2 separate regions of the Homo sapiens genome follow, and region 1 is linked to region 2. Evidence: chromatin loops called from intact Hi-C (ENCODE). Cell type or tissue: heart right ventricle. All regions are shown on one strand.

Region 1 (2,500 bases), 100 kb after region 2:
ACTCGCTCTTTGGCATGGCTGGTGCTAGCCATCTATCTGCTGGGACCTCCACCCAGGCTCTGCTGGGACACCCACCAAGGCCTCCTCATGAGACCTGGGCTTCCTCACAACATGGCGGCCAGGTCCCAAGGGGGAGCTACCTGAGAAAGCAGGTGGAAGCTGTATCTTTTTTATGACCTAAGTCTTGGAAATCACAGCATTGCTTCTGTGGACTGGAGTGGTCACAAGCCCACCCATGATCAAGGGGAGAAGACACTGACACCACCTCCTGATGCCGAGTGTGGAGGAAAAGGAAAATGTTGCTGGGCCCTTTTTGGATCCTGAGTGCCTGGTCTGGAGGACGTGTTCAGCACAGATCTGTGGAAGTGTGTGACTGTTGAAAATGTTCCTGGCAGCTCTCTCAGCATCAGAACTCTGCATTCCATCCTACACAAACGTGGATCTGATCACACTGCTTTCCAGGCAAGGAGCCTCAGGTAGCTTGAGGCTGTGCCTAGGACACAGCCTGGTGTGGGATGTGACTCTGCAGCCTGAACCATGTCTTCTTCCCCAGCCTGCCGGCTGGCTGCCTCCCACCATTGCCTGTTCACAGTCACACCTGGATGTGAGAAGGGAAACAGTGTGGACTGAGCAGTCCTGCCTTGGGTGGTCCCTCCCTCCCACCCCTTGAGGATCTTGGTCTTTAGAAGAGGCGCCCGTGGAGAGGGATGTTGTCTAAATCAAAGCAACAGAGAGGACGAGCTGAGGGACCCATAGAATCCAAGAGGCAGTGCTGGGGGAGGCTGAGGGAGGAGAGAAGACTGCACTTTGTATGCTGCATTGGTTTATAAAACCCTCAAATTTGGTAGAGATATTGCAGTTCCTGCCTTGTGAGTGGAACAACACCCTAAGTCCAAGTAGCAGAGGGCAGAGGTCAGAGGTCACCTCGTATTTGCTTTTAGCTGTTCACTTGCAAAATTTCCATTTTAAGTCTACATTGCCTGGGGCAGGCAAACACAACCTTTGATCCTACTTCTGCTTTCTGATCCCAGGACTTATTTGAGTCTCTTGTTTATCAACTGTCTTCAATCCCAAACCCCATGGGGCTTCCCAGGAGCCACCTAGAGGCCACACTGTTTTCCAGGACCTTGGCTGCTGTCTTGTCCTGGGGCTGCGCAGATAGGAAGGTTGACTTATAACCTGTCATTGCCAGTGCTGGGCCCTGGAGGGTGCTGGGTCCCTGTCACATTGTCCCTGTGTCTGTGTCTGTGCAGAGGTGCTTGTCAAGTGCATGTGCGGAACCAGCTGTCCTTTTACAGCAGAGTGTACTCTGAAAACAGCTTTATCAGGCAGCCTTCTGAAGAGTTTTGACCTGGGGCAGCTATATTGCAGCCGCAGCTTGCATACAGATGAGTTTCTAGGAAAAGGGAAGCAGGATCTGCCTGGCTGCTTTCCATCAGCACAGCACGCTTGTGACGGGCTCCCATGCTGCCTTTCTCCCGAGAGATTAAATGGAAATGTGGTAACTTTCAATTTTTGGCTCAATTTTTCTCCCATTCTCCCCATTCACTTTTTTATGATATTGGAAGAGGTTAGGTTTGCAGAAAAATAGTTCAGAAAGTGGGTTTTCTAATGCACAAAAACCAAAATCTTGTGATCTTTCTATTCTGGTTTGTTTTTTTTTTTTTAAAGAAATGCAAAAAGTTCTGGGAACACAGCTGTTTACCCATGTTAAAACCAGTATGTTTCTGTCTTTTTCCCCTTTCTGTTTCTGTCTCCCTTTTTAACGTGTAGCTGCAGATAGCAAGGATGAAGAAGTCAAGGTTGCCCCCAGGCGGTCCTTCCTGGGTATGTACCCTGCGCGTGCACTGTCCGCAGCACGTTCCTTTTGCTTCATTCCTGCAGCTGTACTTCCTCCTGTTGTTGCTTCCATCTGTGCATGTGCGTGCGTCATCTTTACCAAGCGTGGCCGAGTCTACAGCAAACTAATCAACTCCTAGCTCTGCTGTTTTCAAGCATGAAGTAGTTACTAGAAGCCTGTCCATGCTCTTCTGTGTGTGGGGAGATGGGGGCGGGAAGGGGAAGCAGGAGGGAGACAGGAAGGGAGGAGAAAAATTTAGATGACAAATTTTGGACTTTGTTAAATTTATTCCAAAGTATTTTATCCTTTTTGATGCTATTGTAAATGGAATTGTTTTCTTAATTTCAGTTCTGCTGCTTCATTGCTACTTTATAGAAATGTAATTGATCATTGCATGTTGATCTTGTATCATGCAATTCTGCTGAACTGGTTTGTTCTAAGAGTTGTTTAGTAGATTCTCTATATATGATTCTGTCATTTGCAAATATAGTTTTAATTCTTCCTTACCAATGTAGTTGCTTTTATTTCTTTTTATTGCTTATCCTGGTTATAGGCGGTGAGAGTGGATGCACCTATCTTATTCTTCATTTTAGTGAGAAAGCATTCCATCTTTCATCACTAAGTAGATGTTAGTTAATGGATTTTCCATAGTTGCCCTTC
Region 2 (2,500 bases):
ATGGTTTCTAATCTCTCTCTCCAATAAAAGGAACGAGGGCTTCTTGGAGAAATGGCTGATTTTAGGGCTGTGGTACGAAACACACAAGATGAGCCTGGAGTATCTTGTAGTGCCAGAAAGTAGGAAAGTGTTTAACACACACAGAACCCAGCAAAACCCCACAATGACAGGGTATGCAAACAGGACATAGGAGCTTAGTGAGCTCCTAAGGGCCTGAGCTGGAAACATTCGAACAAAACTAAGTAACACGGGATTATAACCCATGAGTTCTTGGTGATATGAATGAATTAATACATGGGGTGAAGAGACATATCCCTTGTGCAGAATGCAAACCACTTATGAGCAAAATTCCCCACTCATTAGGCATGGGCTGCACACAGCGACTTTCTCCCAGAGTACAGTAAGGAAAGGGGGCAAAAAGAGTAACTTTACGGTAGAGAAACCTGGCAAGCACCTCATGCAGGGGATCACGGCCAGCGTGGACCCTGGATACGGTGCGATGAGAATGGCCTTTACCTCTGTAGTCTTCCTCCCCAAAAGCCATAATCCACGTCTAAGCATTAAAAAAACAGGCACATTCCAACAGAGAGGCATCCTGCAAAGCACCTGACCAGTACCCCTCAAAACTGGCACAGCCATCAAAACCAGGGACAGTCTGGGACACTACCCCAGCCTAAGGAAACAAGACAATTCAATGTAACGTGGACCTTGGGTGGGCACCTGGGACAGGAAGGGACAGCAGGCAGAACCAAGGAAAAGTGAATAAAGTATGAGCTTCAGTTAGCAACACTCTTATCAATATCGGCTCATTAACTGGAACACGTTGGAAGCTAAAGTCCGACGCTAACACAGGGGGAGCTGGGTGCCAGGACACAGGAACGCGGTACTATTTTTGCAATTTTTCTGCAGGGTCTAAAACTGTCTTTAAAAGTAGTGTATTAAAGTAGAAAACATACAACCACCTACCATACTTAGAAGAACTAAAAGCAGTGTGAAAAGTCAATGTATTTTATTGTACTTATCTTTCATAATTTAAAAACACTAATTATCATGACAAGCTTTAGTCTTCAAATTCACACAGAAAGTCAACATTAGCAAGGAAATTCTTATATTTTTTCATTTTTCCTCATTTTCTGAAACTAATCTTCTGAAAAATACGTCTGGTGACAAGAATCAAAATAAACACACATTGTCACTTTGTTTTCTTAACCCGACACACGTCCACGAACACAAAAGCTGCAAATGCTGACAGTGAGAGCTAGAACTGCTGCAGACCCCAGGAGGCAGGAACTGGCGAGCTAGGCCGCATGGGCGCAAGAACGCGGATGAGCGGACACCGCAACCCGGGGACACCGCCCCCTAGGGAATACCGCGCCCAGGGACACCGCCCCCGCCGCATTACTTGGTTTTCGAGGCAAATTTCTTGAGCCAGTTCTTGCAGGAGACAGCAGAGCAGTGAAGTCCCCGCTCGCAGCCTGGAAATAGCGCAGCATCGCGGCTACGGAACAGGGCCCGGAGACCCGCGCGGGAGCGCCACAGCCCGCCCGCCGCAGCCCACATGGCGCGGCGCCGGGACCCGGAGCGAGCAGGGAGACAACGGGCGCAGGCGCGGAGCGACAACTGACGCGAGGGTGGCGGCGTGTGGGCGGGGCGACGGCGCAGAGCGGGAGGAAGACTCACGCCTGGCAGGCGGCGTGTGGGCGGGGCGATGATGCAGGGCGGGGCGATGATGCAGGGCGGGGCGAGGACAGACGCGAAGCTGACGGCGTGTGGGCGGGGCCACGGCGCGGGGCGGGACGAAGACGGGGTGCAAGGCGGGCGGGGCAACGACGGCGGAGGGGCGAAGGCCCGAGGGGGGCGGTAGGTGGGCGGGGCGAGGACAGACGCGAAGCTGACGGCGTGTGGACGGGGCGACGGCGAGGGACGGGGCAAAGACTGGACGCAAGAAGGGGCGGGGCGACAACGGCGGAGGGGCGAAGGCGCGAGGCGAACGGCGAGTGGGCGGGGTGAAGACCGACGCGAAGCGGGCGGTGGTTGGGCGGGGCGAAGACTGACGCGAGGCGGGCGGTGAATGGGCGGGGCGAAGACTGGCGCGAGGTGGGCGGTGGGTGGGCAGGGCGAAGACTGAAGCGAGAAGGGCAGCGCGAGGTGGGCGACTACCAGAGCGAAGCGAGCGGCGTGTAAGCGGGGTGAAGACAACGCCAGGTGGGCAGTGTGCGGGCGGGGGGGGCGGCAACGGGGGCGGGGCGAAGGACGACGCGAGGCGGGGCCGGCGGGAGCTGGGCGTGGGGAGGCCGCGTGGGCTGCGCGGAGGGTGTGCCACTCGGGGAAGCGTGGGAACCGCCTGGTTGCCTGGCGCTGCGTAGCTAGGAACACGTTTTGTTTAAATACTGGGAACTGACGTAGGCGGGTGCGCCGCACAAAGCAACGAAGGCATCGAAGCCTGGAGACCTGGGCAGGGCCGCTGTCGGCGGGAGGCTGCGAGGGGTCCGTCTGTTTC

What was found. Hi-C counts contacts between places; a loop is a spot of excess contacts. Peaks named below come from ENCODE experiments on the same cell type or tissue, not always from the same donor. Only the 100,000 strongest peaks of a DNase experiment are listed, where the experiment ranks them.
Region 1: it touches region 2 in a loop (2.5-fold over the local background); 9 of 110 quality-filtered maps call a loop at or near these places.

What each region holds. Positions count from the first base shown.
Region 1 is chr18:79,933,296-79,935,795 of GRCh38, reverse strand. It overlaps SLC66A2 (solute carrier family 66 member 2), which reads left to right. Exons shown (of 6, transcript NM_025078.5): 4 at 1,774-1,827. Among named protein-coding and RNA genes, the nearest start is that of SLC66A2, 17 kb to the left of the region's middle. In heart right ventricle, a CTCF peak has its summit at 1,179; a DNase peak (open chromatin) is centred at 1,285; H3K4me3 peaks cover 583 bases; H3K27ac peaks cover 1,135 bases.
Region 2 is chr18:80,033,556-80,036,055 of GRCh38, reverse strand. It overlaps RBFA (ribosome binding factor A), which reads right to left and starts at 1,622. Exons shown (of 7, transcript NM_024805.3): 1 at 1,403-1,622. The coding sequence starts at 1,560. It also overlaps a transcript of TXNL4A not described here. RefSeq lists silencers at 1,427-1,576, 1,687-1,766, 1,777-2,096, 1,979-2,135, 2,167-2,336. In heart right ventricle, a CTCF peak has its summit at 1,398 (motif pointing left); a DNase peak (open chromatin) is centred at 1,825; H3K4me3 peaks cover 2,338 bases; H3K27ac peaks cover 1,796 bases.